5 separate regions of the Homo sapiens genome follow, and regions 1, 2, 3 and 5 are each linked to region 4. A link is a contact called in ENCODE Hi-C or POLR2A ChIA-PET data. All regions are on one chromosome and are shown on one strand. Each heading gives the region's core, a stretch centred on a gene start or an enhancer-like site at or near the end of the contact. The rest is flanking DNA. Distances are from core to core; before and after follow the strand shown. Region 1 has its middle 17 kb from the start of ANKDD1A. Region 2 holds the start of PIF1 (PIF1 5'-to-3' DNA helicase). Region 3 holds the start of PLEKHO2 (pleckstrin homology domain containing O2). Region 4 holds the start of USP3 (ubiquitin specific peptidase 3). Region 5 has its middle 4.1 kb from the start of RNU5B-1.

The links. Hi-C counts contacts between places; a loop is a spot of excess contacts on that map. ChIA-PET counts read pairs that join two places held with the same protein, here RNA polymerase II (POLR2A). Pooled maps may share reads with other maps.
Region 1: a map of naive thymus-derived CD4-positive, alpha-beta T cell shows a loop between it and region 4 (9-fold over the local background). The contact joins the enhancer-like site here to the promoter of USP3 in region 4. A Hi-C loop is called at or near these places in 1 of 168 maps with a recorded cell type or tissue (naive thymus-derived CD4-positive, alpha-beta T cell), 3 of 37 single-sample maps with no recorded cell type and 11 of 50 pooled maps. POLR2A ChIA-PET finds 5 or more read pairs at or near these places in 3 of 52 experiments (CD4-positive, alpha-beta T cell, activated T-cell and naive thymus-derived CD4-positive, alpha-beta T cell).
Region 2: a loop to region 4 is called in a pooled map, with 6 times the contacts of the local background. The contact joins the promoter of PIF1 here to the promoter of USP3 in region 4. A Hi-C loop is called at or near these places in 6 of 50 pooled maps.
Region 3: a map of ascending aorta shows a loop between it and region 4 (6-fold over the local background). The contact joins the promoter of PLEKHO2 here to the promoter of USP3 in region 4. A Hi-C loop is called at or near these places in 1 of 168 maps with a recorded cell type or tissue (ascending aorta), 3 of 37 single-sample maps with no recorded cell type and 12 of 50 pooled maps. POLR2A ChIA-PET finds 5 or more read pairs at or near these places in 2 of 52 experiments (activated T-cell and naive thymus-derived CD4-positive, alpha-beta T cell).
Region 5: a pooled map shows a loop between it and region 4 (17-fold over the local background). The contact joins the enhancer-like site here to the promoter of USP3 in region 4. A Hi-C loop is called at or near these places in 1 of 37 single-sample maps with no recorded cell type and 11 of 50 pooled maps. POLR2A ChIA-PET finds 5 or more read pairs at or near these places in 3 of 52 experiments (B cell, activated CD4-positive, alpha-beta memory T cell and activated T-cell).

What each region holds. Positions count from the first base shown.
Region 1 is chr15:64,893,556-64,896,255 of GRCh38, reverse strand. No RefSeq gene overlaps it. Among named protein-coding and RNA genes, the nearest start is that of ANKDD1A, 17 kb to the left of the region's middle. RefSeq lists enhancers at 860-1,458, 2,253-2,562 and silencers at 1,573-1,622, 1,663-1,712. Within about 2 kb of position 1,440, at least 37 of the 41 ENCODE cell types and tissues checked have a DNase peak (open chromatin) inside an H3K27ac peak, as active enhancers do; they include CD4-positive, alpha-beta T cell, where a contact is called at or near this core.
Region 2 is chr15:64,824,397-64,827,096 of GRCh38, reverse strand. It overlaps PIF1 (PIF1 5'-to-3' DNA helicase), which reads left to right and starts at 1,450. Exons shown (of 13, transcript NM_001286496.2): 1 at 1,450-1,528. RefSeq lists enhancers at 1,188-1,317, 2,507-2,700.
Region 3 is chr15:64,840,581-64,843,280 of GRCh38, reverse strand. It overlaps PLEKHO2 (pleckstrin homology domain containing O2), which reads right to left and starts at 1,366. Exons shown (of 6, transcript NM_025201.5): 1 at 1,253-1,366. The coding sequence starts at 1,264. It also overlaps a transcript of LOC124903508 not described here. RefSeq lists enhancers at 159-710, 743-1,266 and silencers at 1,074-1,513, 1,524-1,843.
Region 4 is chr15:63,503,143-63,505,842 of GRCh38, reverse strand. USP3 (ubiquitin specific peptidase 3) reads right to left here and starts at 1,250. Exons shown (of 15, transcript NM_006537.4): 1 at 1,013-1,250. The coding sequence starts at 1,103. RefSeq lists silencers at 439-518, 589-788, 859-968, 1,319-1,658 and enhancers at 1,384-2,176, 2,649-2,698, 2,177-2,700.
Region 5 is chr15:65,299,198-65,301,897 of GRCh38, reverse strand. No RefSeq gene overlaps it. Among named protein-coding and RNA genes, the nearest start is that of RNU5B-1, 4.1 kb to the left of the region's middle. RefSeq lists an enhancer at 192-707. Within about 2 kb of position 1,322, at least 3 of the 41 ENCODE cell types and tissues checked have a DNase peak (open chromatin) inside an H3K27ac peak, as active enhancers do.

The sequences.
Region 1 (2,700 bases), core at 191-2,690, 1.4 Mb before region 4:
CCCCCAGCCTCAGCCTCATGGGTGTATGCAGGTCCACACAGACTAATACCAGACAAGACAAAGGGTCACCCACTCTTGGGCTATTAGATGACATGGTGACTTGAGTTAGTGCCCCCTCCCCTTTCCAGCAGTGATCCTAACACCAGTGCTGGGCACTGTAAGGTCTGGAGGGGCCTTTGGTATCCCCAGAGAAAACAGACTGCCTTTGCATGCTTCTTGTCAGCATGAGAGGCAAGCCCTGGTCTAAGTGACACCGAGGTTGCAGCCAGGGTGTCTCTGACAGGGCTGCTGTCCTCAGATGTGAAGGCTTTGCTCCTCAGCCTCTTGCTACAGACCTCCCTCTCACATTAACTCCTGCCAGGACTTTTGGTTTCGGTTTCTGACAGCAGAAATAAGTTCTACCCTTTCCCTCTGTTGTCCTCCACACTTCCCCTCCTCCTACCCTACTTCCTTCACCCTTCTTCCTCCCACCCTAGTAGGAAATCCCCCCCCTGCCCCCACCCCCAGTCCCAGTCTGAGAGGGACAAAGAAGAAGAGAGGAATAGAGAAGGGACTGAGAAAGGGAGTTGCCAGAGACCTCGCTGCATCTTCGGGGCTTGGTGATCACTCACAAATCTGCAAATTGTGCCCTGTACAACTCAAGAGGACACCAGTCCTCTCAAGTCACCAAAATTTGCATATTTATTAGCACACTTTTCAGACAGATGGCAGTAAAGTGTCTTGAGAAGGAACAGTCTGAAGCTCTGGAGTGGGGTTAAAGGGCTGAATGCCTTTCGGCTCTCATCTCCTAGAAGCCCCAAGGCACCCCCAGTCCTTGAGCTGTAACCCACTTATCCCTCTTTGCTCAACTTCCCAGCTGGGCTAGAACCCCAGTGAGACTCTGGCTCAAAAGAGGCTCGCCAATCTAGGTCCATTTGTGGGGCCCCAAGCAAGTCTCTTCCTCACTAGGCCTCAGTTTCCCCATCTGTAATATGTAAAGAGAACAAAAGGATCTCTAAGCGGCCATCTATATTTAACAGCTGAGTCTGTGCAGAGGGTGCCTGGAGGCAGATGATTACAGTTGGGTTGCAGCCTCAGGGTCCCTATTTCTCTGAAGGAAGGAGGTTGTTGGTTGTTCCGTTGACTGAGAGCAGGGGTCAGAGAGGATTCTTTTGTTGAAGAATATCAAGAGGGGCTGTGTGACCTGGGGCGGCTCCTCTAACCTCTCTAAACCTGTTACCTCCCCTATGAAATAAAGGTGGTAATATTCACCTTGCAGGTGGCTGTGACGACTGAAGGGAGTACTGCATGCAAAAGTGCTGGCGTGGAGGAGGCGGCAGAAGAGGGCGGCGGCGGGGCACGGCAGCCACTGCCTGAGCTCAGGCTCCAGGGCAGGAAACCCACCTGACAGGCCACTCCTTCAGCTCGCCTCCCCCAGTGGGCTCCCTCCCCTCTCTCTGCAGGGCCACACCTCTGGGAGGATGCTCAGGGCTTGCACAGCGCTGAAGGAACCCCAAGGAGCCTACACCCCTTAGCCTGTCATGCCAGGCCCTCCCCTACCTACGCCCCGCGGCCACTCCCCACCCAGCCCCCCCGACCTGCTCGACACCCCCAAACAAGCCATGCACACCTCCCTGCCTTTGCCCAGGCTGCATCCTTTCCGGGTCACATGCCCTTCCCTCTCCCCCTCCTCAAGACAGCTAAATCCTGCTCATTGTTTAGGGCCCAGCTCAAATGTCACCTTCTGAGAGAAACCTTTCCCTGCCCTTCCAGTAAAGAAAATACTCATTCTTCCTGTTGCCTCCCTCAGCCCCGCATTCAGTCCCGTCAGGAGTGCAGCTGGGCTCCAGTCCGCCACATCCCCTCGCGGAGCCCCCAGTGCCTTATCTAGAAAATGGAGGTAAATCGTCCCTACTTGGGGGGCAGGACGAGTTCAATAAAATGGGACACGTCGGGCGTCTAAACATAGCGTGGGGCCCACAGTAGAGCCCGGCGAGTCCAACCAGTCAGCCTCGCACTGAGAGGGAAGCGCGCGCCAGGCCCCGTTTCCAGCCTCCTGTAAGTCCTCCCGGAAGACCAGTTCACAGCTCATTGGAAGATCAACCAGGATTGACAGGTTCCCAGCCCAATGGCTGGCCGAGCCCGAGAATGGCTCGGGAGCAGGTGGTCGGCCCCTTCCCCTCTCTGGGGCCTCTACCTGCGGAAGGCAGGGCGGGGGGCCTGGTTTCCACAAGCTGCCTGTGTCAGCCTGTGGGGCCGGCCGCCCCACTGATGACTCAGGTCTCCTCCCCACCCTTCCCCTTCAGGAAGAGGCCCTGTCATAATCGCAGTTGTACTACATAAAAATAGCTTCGTTTCACAGTGACATGAGCACAGCCCTTTCCACTGAGGGAAGAGGAAGGCAGTTTCCCCCTACGCGTTCCCCGGGTCCCTCTTCAAAAGCGGATCCTCGGGTGGGGGCTTCACACTTCTCAGCAATAGCTTCATCAGCGGCTTCCTCCCCGGCTTCGGCGCTGAAGGCTTTTTTTACCGCTTTGCGACCAGCTTCTCACCTTTTCTTATTTGGCCCTCACGTCAGAGACGGCAGGCAGCTGAGGTTGCTGTTCCCATTGTGCAGGTGTGGAAACCCAGGCCAGAAGAGGGGAGGTGACTGGCCTGAGGTCACACAGCAAGCTCGCGAGAGCCGAGTTGGGGGCCCTGACTCCTTCACCGAGTTCCTTA
Region 2 (2,700 bases), core at 201-2,700, 1.3 Mb before region 4:
TCTTTGTTCAAAACGCCAAGAACCTGGACAACTTTCAGTCATCACCCTCTACCGCTAACAGACTGGGAGCAGTGTGGTGTAGTAGCTAAGCCCCATGGAGTGATTAAGCGAGCAGGTAATCTGGGTTCAATGTTTGGTTTTGCTCTCCATATCAGCTATGTGACCTTCAGTAAAATCTCTGGAAGCCTTGCTTTTTTCTCATTTGAAAAATAAGGTCCGGGCTCATGCCTGTAATCCTAGGACTTCGGGAGGCCACGGTGGGTGGATCGTTTGACCTCCGGAGTTCGAGACAAGCCTGGGAAACATGGTGACATCCCGTCTATACGAAAAAAAAATTATATATATATATGTGTGTGTATATATATATATGTGTGTGTATATATATATGTGTGTGTATATATATGTGTGTGTATATATGTGTGTGTGTGTGTATATATATATATATATATATATATATATATATATATATATAAATTAGCTGGGTGTGCATCTGTAGTTCCAGCTACCTGGGGGGCTGAGGCGGGAGGATCACCAGAGCCCAGGAGGCGGAGGTTGCAGTGAGCCACGATCGCGCCACGGCAGAGGTTGCAGTGAGCAGAGATTGTGCCACTGCACTCCACTACAGCCTGGGCGACAGAGTGAGCCCTAAGAAGGAAAAAGGAAAGGAAAGGGCAATTTAATCCATGGTAGTTATCATTATCTGTAAAATGAGGTAGCCAGACTCACCTGTAAGATCCTTTCCAGCTATGTAATTCCAAGCTTCAATGAGATAATAAAGATGATTAAAAGTAAATTCTTTCAGCATCCTGTGCAAGAAGAGGGATACAATTTCCCTGAAGACAGAGACTCTACTCGCTTCCGCTGTACCCTCTGGCACGTGGCACAGGTCTCAGAGTTTCTCACTCATGGGCCTCAGGTGGGTGAGAGAGCCAAAGCGTAAAGTCCCTTACAAAGGCAGAGAAGGATGTAGAGTTGGGGGCGGGGGAGGGATTGGGCAGGCCTTGGGGTGGTCTGCCCAGAACTGGACAATGGTACTGTGAGTGTAAACAGGGGTGTGAGAGTCCAAAGGCAGATCTTCCCCAAGGCTAAGCCCAGCCTCTGTGTGCGGGCTAGAGGGGAGAGGGAGTGTGCTGGAAGGATGGTTCTGAAAATAAATCTTCGGAGTCGCGTAGGGTTTTCAGACCCGACACCACGCGCCGCCGGGTGGCTGCCGCAGCGGCGGCCTCCTCCCACCACGCCCAGCCGTCCACTGGATTTGGTATGCTCAGCCACCACCATAAACCTCCTTCCTCTAGCAGGCAATTGGTACAGCCCAAGCTCCTGGAGTAGAGACGCAAAGAAAGACACGCCCATTGTTACGCCCCTACCTCTGAGTGGCTGGAGAATTTAAAGATCCAGTCGGTGATTGGGTGATTTTCTGCCTCTAGCATTTGAAAAATTTCTAGTTTCGGAGCTTAGCCACAGGCCGGCTACGATCTGCTTGTTCATCTGAGTGTCGGCACAAGTGAGTGTCTGCCCGAACCCAGAGGTGGGGAGCAAAGAGCCTGATTTATCTAGGGGTTTCCGGCGGGAGGGTGCAAACAAATGGGTCAGCCTGAGGGAGCACGGCTTCTAGGGTCCCAGGGTCCCCCGCGATTTCCCTAGCCGAATATTTTCCACCTCGTCCCCACCTTGGTGGTGGGAAGCGCGAGGGCATGGGAATCACACTGACTTTGACTACTAGCCGCTGTGGCTTATGAAGGGCAAGTGAGTTTCCCTCTCTTAGCCTGTTTCCACGTCTGTACACGGGGAAGAGTGAGACCTGCCCGCTGCATATAAGCCAGTGAATGTACCTACAAGGCAGAAGTCGCTTATTACACGGCAGCCCTCTTTGCATCTCCCCACGGGCGATTCTCCTGCTTCCTGGGGAGAGTACTCTGAGGATTCATGTGCTCGCCCTGGGTCTCGGGGAAGGAGGATTCTTTCTGCGCAGGGACCCCTGTTCTAGTGAGGTCCTTGCAGGACACCTGAGGCTCCCTAATCCTCGGTGCCCATCCGCCGCTCTGGAAATTGTTGTGTAGCACGGTGTGTGTGTATATGTGTGTGTGTGTGTGTGTGTATATATATAGAAATTGTATATATATTGTGTGTATATATATATAGAAATTGGATATATAGAAATGGAAATTGTGTAGCAGGGTGCGTGTGTGTATATATATATATACATATATATACACACACACACACACATATATATAATGTATGCATATGTATGTATTTATATGTATGTATTTTTTTTTTAATTAGAGGGTGTCGCTATGTTGCCCAGGATGGTCTCGAGTTCCTGGGCTCAAGCGATCTTCCTTCTTCAGCCTCCCAAAGTGCTGGAATTACAAGCGCCCGCCACCACGCCCGGCTAATTTTTGTATTTTTAGTAGAGACGAGGTTTCACCATGTTGGCCAGGCTGGTCTCAGAACTCCTAACTTCAGGTGATCCGCCCACTTTAGCCTCCCAAAGTGCTGGGATTAAAGCGCGAGCCACTGCGCCCGGCCCAGGGCATATTCTAAGGGTGGATTTTCGGTTAGCCCAAAGCCCTTTCTCCGTCTTTGTGACCTCTTTGTGTTACCAGTGACAGTCCTCGTGATCTTGTGTAGCCTTGACCCTGCTCCCTGTCACGTCCTTTATAGCACCCATTACGTCCCCTATAGCACCCATTACGT
Region 3 (2,700 bases), core at 117-2,616, 1.3 Mb before region 4:
GGCCAGGAGTATGAGGAGGACAGGCACTATATTTTGTAGAAGAGGAAATGAAGGCTGAGAGGGGAAGTGACTTATCTACCATCCCACAGAAAGGCAGGGCCTGGCCTAGAGGGAGCCCTGACGGACCACTAGCTGCTCCTATCCATGGCCCTGGAAAAGTGGGAGGTGGGCACTGAAGGGACACAGGCAGTCCGGTCCACTCAGGGCTTCCCAGCTGGCCAGGGTTCCCCCAAGGCAGAGAACTTCATCTTTCCTCCCCATCCAAGGAGGCAAAGACATGCCCCTTCCCTTGGGCTGAGAGGGGCTGAAGCTGGGACCCCCTCAGGGGATAAGAAACAAATTCACCTTCCTCTAGACCCAACAGGCCCCTCATTTTAACTTAATCATTCCACAGGCATATATTAAGTGCTTGCTGCGTGCTGGACCCTCGGATAAAGCGGCTGCTGGCAGAACTGAGTTTGCAAGTAAAGGGCAGGGGCAGGGGCAAGACCCAATCCCAGGCCAAGAGTGTTTTGAGTGGTTAGAAGGAGGCTCCAGGGACACAGTTGGTCCAGCCCTCGGGTGGGGAAGGCAGGGACTAAGATCAGACCCTAGGTGGGCCGGACTCCCGATTCCTTCCCTACAGCTAGCTGCTCAGATGGATGTGGAGCGGGGAGAGAGTGGGGGAAAAGATACAGAGACTTATACAAGGGAGAAAAAAGCAACTTCTCCAATCCTCCTGCCACCAAAGCATGGTCACATCCTTGAGACAGGAACCCCCCAACACACACATACACACACACACAGAGTCAGGATCCGATCCTTGAGACAGGAACCCCCCAACACACACATACACACACACACACAGTCAGGATCCGACACACACACACACACACACACACACACACACAGAGAGAGAGAGAGAGTCAGGATCCGACCACGGTAATCGGGGTTCGAGCCCAGTCACCCAGGCCACTTTCAGCAAGTCATCAATCTCGCTGGAGTCTCAGTCTCCTGGTCAATCCAATGGGAACGGTAACAACCACGACGCCCCACAACTGGTGAGAAAGTCAGCGAGAATGAAGGAGGACGCGGTCTGCGAAGTCCCCGATATGGATCCAGCCCCTCGCCCCTGCCCCATTTGCCCAGGCTCTTCCTGAGGTGAGACTGGCGGGAGTGGGGCGGGCAGGAACGAGGGCCTGAGCCCAGGACCGCAATCCCCGTGAGGGGCTCGAGGACCCCAGCCCAACGCCCCGCCGGGCCCCGCCCTCACCTCCTCCTCCATGGCGAGTCCGCCGAGGTCCCGCCGCTCCGCCACTCGCTTCCAGCGCCGCGCGGGCTCTGCCACCGCGTCTACGCCCGGCCAGGCGGCGACTCTCCGCGTTCTGTCCCGCCGGCTGCCGGGGGCCCAAGAAACTTCGGGGGGGCGGGGCCGGGGGCGGGGTGAGGCTTCCGGGGGCCGGGGCGGGGCCGGGGAGGGGGCGGTGGGGCCGGGGGCCCGGCCCAGGGCGGGAAATGGGTGGGGAGGGGCGGGGCCTGGGTTGGAGACTGGACGGAGGAGCCGGGCGGAGATGCAACTGGAGGAAGAGGGCGGGACGGGGCGGAGAAGGTTTCCCGCATCGGCGGAGGGAGAGGGACTAGGAGGGGGCTGCGGCGGGGGAGGAGAGGGGGCTTCCGGCCCAGAGACTGAGGCGAGGGTGGCGGGAGCGGCGCGCAGGCAGGGCTGGGGTGGGGCGCACACAGTGAGCGCTGGGGGCGCTGGCGGTGGAGCCTTTGAGGTCTCCCGAACCAGTGGGCTGGGGTTGCGAGACCGAGCCGAGCTGCCCTGGGCGGCCAGAGATGTGGGCACACAGAGGCTCCTCCTCTTTCCTCCCCGACGCCGGGCAGTGGGCGGTGGCCTGGTCTTCTCCCTGGAACCTCTGGGCGGGGCCGGGCCTGGAGCTTGGGTCTCTGTCCGGAGGGTGGTGTCACAGGAAGAGCTGGAGCTGAGAGTCGGGACTCCGGGGTCCCTTTAGGGGGCGGCCCGCCCCTGGCTCTCAGGGGTCTCCAAGCGCAGTGTTCTCCTGCTCTCCTTGGGCATCGCTCAATCCCTCCCGTATCTGAGGGTCGACCATCCCCCCGATCCCGCGGTGAGCTTGCAGCCCTGACAGCCTTACTGGAGAGTGGGAGTGTGGGGACCAGCAGAGAGTAATGATTTTAGTTATACCATGCGCCCTCATTTTACATTGGAGAAACTGAGGCCCAGAGAGAGAAAGTAACTGGCTGCATCGCAGCCTGCAGCACCGCTCCCCTCTCACACACACACGCATACTCCCCCTTAGCTCTCCTGGTCAACCCCGTCCCATGCCAAGGAAGGGAAAATTAAGTGCATGTGAGATCAATGGTGACCTTCTTCGGCTCTGGCTGCCATAGCAGCGGCTGTGCCAGCGACCAAGCTCCCCTTTCACGGCCTTCTGCCAGCCCTCAGGCTCCCAGGCTACTTCCAGCCCTGTACGGAAAAGGGCAGCCTGGGGCTCCCAGGCCAAGGGGGAAGGAGATGCAGGTACACTTCTCCCTCATGCCTAGGCCTGGGATCCTTTAGCTAAAGGAATGAAGAAAATTGAGGCTGATATTATCACACTGGTCAAGAAAAAGAAAGAATAGAAAAGAAAGAGAGAGGAAGGAGAGAGAGAGGAAGGAGGGAGGGAAGGAAGGAAAAAAGGAAAGAAAGAAAAAGAAAAG
Region 4 (2,700 bases), core at 1-2,500:
TTTCTGAAGTGCACAATTCGAATTGTACGCTATTAATATAACCCAAGATACCAGTGACCATCTCAAAGCTAATAAACAAAGACTAGCGGTGGCACCAGGGCCCTACCAGGAAGTAAGCAAAGCCGTGTGGCCGGTGCGATCCTAAGAAGTCGCTTAGAGCAGACAATGAGAGGGCACTGGGGCTTCCAAGGGGGCCAGCAGGAGTTAAAACGCTTAAGCTACTCAAAAGCCTTATATAAATCTAATAAGTGTTTCACAACACAGGAACTGGGAATCCCAACGCATTTTCGGACAACCCAAAAGGTCTGAAAAACAAACTCGAGCAGTCCCCTCCAAAGCAGCTGTTGGCTCAGCCTCCGAGCTTCTCAGCCCGCAGCCTGTTTTCAAACTTCACCATCCCTGACGGATGAAAGACCCCGACCTCCGCCGCCCGAGCTCCCAGCGCCTCTCGGGGTTTCGAGGTGCCCGAGCCTGCGGAGAAGGGAAAGGAAACCCGGGCCGGGTTCGGCGGAGGAGAGGAGCCCCGCGCGCCCCGCAGCCCAGACAAAGCTGCGCCCGGAGAGCGGCGCTCTTCCCGCCCTGTCTGCGGAGAAGCGCGGCGCGGGCCCCGCCACACGTGCGGCCGCCCCTCGGGGGCCGGACACCCGCCCCACAGGCGACCCCGCAACACGGACGGGCACAGCCCCCGGCCACGGCAGGGCGGGGCAAGGGCGCACGCAGCTGGCCAGGGTCCCCGCCTGCCGCTGCCCCCACGCGCTCGAGGCCTCCGCGGACTCCCGCCCCTCGCGGCCCTCTCCTTCGCTGGCCCGGCCGTCGGGCCTCGGGAAACAAAGGAGCCGCCGCCGCTCCCGCACGCGCCCGCCTCATCGCGTACCCTCCCCAGCCCGCCGGGCCCGGCTCGCCCTCGCCCCTCCCCGAGTCCGCGCGCCGGCCGCCTGCGGCCCCTAGACGGCAGGCCCGGCAGAGCCGCGGCCTCGGGTGCGCTGCGGGGCCGGCCCGTGGCCGCACTCACCGCTGCAGCACCAGGACGACGGGGAGCCGTTGGGGAACTTGGCTGAGTCCGGAGCAATGCAGACGCTGGAGCTCAGGTGTGGACACTCCATGGCCACGAGGAGGGCAGCTGGGAGGACTGCGGCTCCAGGACCCGGCGAGGTGGGGGCGGAGGAACTCCGGAGGCTCCGTCTGGTGTCGCTTCTAGCCGGGCGCTCGGCCGACGGCGGCTGCGTCTCGAGCCCTTGCGTCAAAGAAAGCACGGGCTTCCGGACGCCGGGTTTTCTCGCCCGCCGTCTCCCGGCGCCCCGCTCCGTAGAACGTGTAACTCCGAGATCCGGGTTCTGCAGCCACCCCTAGACTGGAGGCTTCCGCCTTTCCAGGCCGGCCCCTCCCCGCCCCGCCCCCGGGTCCGCCCCCGCCCAGCCCGCGGGGTGGGGTCCCGGCGAGCTCCAGCTGGTGGCGCAGAGTCCGGCTGTGTTCCGAAGTGACTTTCCTAGTCACGCCGCTTCCCCGGCCCCGGGAAGGGTGGGGCGCCGAGCAGGGCACCCCGGGCCGTCCGCGGCGTTTCCTGCGGTGGGCGGAGGATACTGAACCTATGTGGTGCGGACTACTCGGTGGCTTCGTGGTAAAAATCCGGCCGCTCCGCAAAGTGTAAAGAAGAACTTTAAAACCTCTCGGGCAGACAGGCACCGTGGCCCTCATTTTATACACGAAGAAACAAGCTGGGGAGGCCAAGGGCCTGGCCCCGGGGGAGGCGGGCAGCGGGTTTCATGGGTGCCAGGGCAGTCCCGCCCGACTTAGCGTTAGGCTCCTTGCGGCAGGTGCGATCCGTAGCCCTTTCTAGGTTCTGAACACGTGGCGTTAGCCAGCCACCTAGATGCTGCGTGGGTGGGCCCGCAGGGGCGCCCATGAACCCACGTTCAAATCCTGTCACTGTGACTCACCATCTGCGTTACCTCCAGCACATCGTAGGACTTTCAAGCCAGGAAGTTCAAGTGAGATAAACGTAGCCTGGGATTGCTGGGCAAGCTAAACTCCCCATTACCAGGCGATAAGAAGGGAAGGGATCTAGCATTTGTTAGATACCTAAGGTCTCCCAGCCAGGCACTTCCCATACCGCATTTAAGCCTCGCAACACCCTACCAGCTGTTACCATCCCCTTTTTACCGCAGGGGGAAACCGAGTCTGTAACTTGTTGATCTGTATGGAGATTGGATCCCTGACCCTCTGACCTCTTTTTAGTGAGGGATTAGAGAAGAGGGCAAGCCTCAAGGGGCCGCTTGGGCCGGCATACCCTGGATCGAGCCTGCGATCTCACTGGGGCACTTGAGGACGTCCGGGGCTATTACAAATATTGCTTCCAAGTTGGGGCTCCTTGTAAAACCCGGCGAAGGAGCCTCGGGGCCAGAAGGCGAGCAGGAGGAGGGGGAAGACTGATGTGGCAATCCTGCGGCCAGAGCGAGAGGAGGAAGGAAGGTCAGGAAATGATTAACCGGGCCGGGCAGTGGTTAGAGCCGGGCACCTCCCCGCAATGCAGTCCTAGAGCAGCCAGGGACGCCCCGTCAATCACTTCTTACTCCTCCCTACCTCCCACGCCACAAGTCGGCCTCTTCCGCATAGACCTCTGCCTAATGGTATCCACCCACCGGGGGCACCTCTGCTCATCCTTTCCCCAGAAGTATTTCTGGGTCCTCAAAGATCTGTCCT
Region 5 (2,700 bases), core at 73-2,572, 1.8 Mb before region 4:
ACACGTTCTGTCACCCAGGCTGGAGTGCAGGGCTGCAATCATAGCTCACTGCAGCCTCAAACTGCTGGGATTAAGCACCTCCTGCCTCAGTCACCCGAGTATCTGGGACTATAGTCTGCAAGCCACCACATTGGGCTAATTTTATTTTTTAATTTTTTGTAGAGATGGGGGTCTCCCTATGTTGACAGACATGTTGCCCATGCTGGTCTCGAATTCGTGGGCTCAGGGGATTCTCCCACCCCTGCCTCTGAAAGTGTTGGTGAGAGGTGACAGCGCGCTGGCAGCCCTCGTAGCCCTCGCTCGCTCTCGGTGCCTCCTTGGCCTCAGCGCCCACTCTGGCCGCGCTTGAGGAGCCCTTCAGCCCGCCGCTGCACTGTGGGAGCCCCTTCCTGGGATGGCCGAGGCCGGAGCCGGCTCCCTCAGCCTGCGGGGAGGTGTGGAGGGAGAGACACCGCAGGAACCGGGGCTGCGCACGGGGCTTGCGGGCCAGCTAGAGTTCCGGGTGGGCGTGGCCTTGGCGGCCCGCAGTCCGAGCGGCCGGCCGGCCGGCTCCGCCGACCCCAGACAGTAAGGGGCTTAGCACCTGGGCCAGCAGCTGCGGAGGATGCGCCAGGTCCCCCAGCAGTGCCGGCCCACCGGCGCTGTGCTGGATTTCTTGCCGGGCCTTAGCTGCCTCCCTGCAGGGCAGGGCTCGGGACCTGCAGCCTGCAATGCCTGAGCCTACCCTGCCCACCCGCCATGGGCTTCTGCGCGGCCGGAGCCTCCACGGACAAGTGCCGCCCCCTGTTCCACCGCGCCCAGTCCCATGGACCGCCCAAGGGCTGAGGAGTGCCGGCACACGGCTCAGGACTGGCAGGCAGCTCCACCTGCGGCCCCAGTGGAGGATCCACTGGACGAAGCCAGCTGGGTTCCGGAGTGTGGTGGGGACTTGGAGAATCTTTATGTCTAGCTAAGGGATTGTAAATACACCAATCAGCACTCTGTATCTAGCTCAAGGTTTGTAAATGCACCAATCAGCACTCTGTGTCTAGCTCAGGGTTTGTAAATACACCAATGGACACTCTGTATCTAGCTAATATAGTGGGGACGAAAACTTTTGTGTCTAGCTCAGGGATTGTAAACACACCAATCAGCACCCTGTCAAAACGGACCAATCAGCTCTCTGTAAAACAGACCAATCGGCTCTCTGTAAAATGGACCAATCAGCAGGATGTGGGTGGGGCCAGATAAGAGCATAAAAGCAGGCTGCCCGCTCCTGCTGCGGCAGGCAGGTGGGGTGTTTTCTTTGATACCGAGGTGGCTTTTTTTCTTTTGCTGTTTGCAGTAACTTGCTATTGCTGCTGCTACTGCTCCGTGCGTGGGTCTGGCCTATGAGCTGTAACACTCACCCTGAAAGTGTGTAGTTTCGCTCTTGAAGCCAGTGAGGCCGGAAACCAACTGGGAAGAAGGAACAACTCCAGATGTGCTGCTTTAAAGAGTTGTAATGCTCACCGTGAAGGTCTGTAGTTTCATTCCTGAGCCAGCAAGACCACGAACCCACCAGAAGGAAGAAACTCCGAATGCATCTGAAGGTCAGAAGGAACAAGCTCTGGATACGCCGCCTTTAAGAACCCTGAGATTCACCACGAGAGTCTGCGGCTTCGTTCTTGAAGTTAGTGAGACCAAAAACCCACCAATTCTGGACACATTGGGATTAAAGGTGTGCCACTGCGCCAGCCAGCGTTACGTCTGTTTTGATAGTCTTGCATGCTTGCTGTAGTTCACAATGTAAGGGGAAGTTAGAAACCCATTGAGATGCAAAGTTCTCACCATATGATAATAGCTACGTCTCATAGGACCTAGCAAGGGGTTAAGGGGTGGGTTCTCTGAGTACTGACCTCCCCCCGTATTGAGCCTTGGGAGAGAGTGTTTCCCTTTTCCTGGGCTTTAGGAGACATTTATTTGTTGGCCTGTACTGTGCTTCACTCTGGAAGGGTCCTGGATAGCTTTCACTGTTGAGAGAACTGAAAGGAGAGTTAACTTGTTTGTAGCTCTGTGAGTCTCCACAGAGGGTCATGGAGTTTCTACAATTTGTGAATCCGAAGCTTGGACTCACGTTGATCCGTTATTTATGATGTGGCTTGCACCTCAATTTCCAGCAACAATTCGTGCTAATTTAATTTAGGAAATAACTGGCTGGGCGCGGTGGGTCACGCCTGTTGTAATACCAGCGCTTTGGGAGGTTGAGGTTGGGGGGATCACCTGAGGTCAGGAGTTCAAGACCAGCTTGGCCAACATGGTGAAACCCTTTCTCTACTAAAAATACAAAAATTGGCGGGACGCAGTGGCATGTGCCTGTAGTCCCAGCTACTCTGGAGGCTGAAGCAGGAGAATCGCTTGAACCCGGGAGGCAGAGGTTGCAGTGAGCGAAGATCGTGCTACTGCACTCCAGCCTGGGTGCAGAGACTTTCGTCTCAAAAATATAATAATCCAGTGTGTATTTTATACTTAAGTACATCTCAATTGAGACTGGCCACATTTCAAATGCTCAATAGCCACATGTGGCCAGTGGTTGCCATATTGAACAGTATACTTCTAAATCCTTTTGGATCTTCTATGAAGATAATCATATGGACTGAGAATAATAATTTTTTCTTTTTTCACTCCTTATACTTTTCCCTCCCCCTGACTTTTCTTGTTACACTTGCCTGGCAAGGCCCT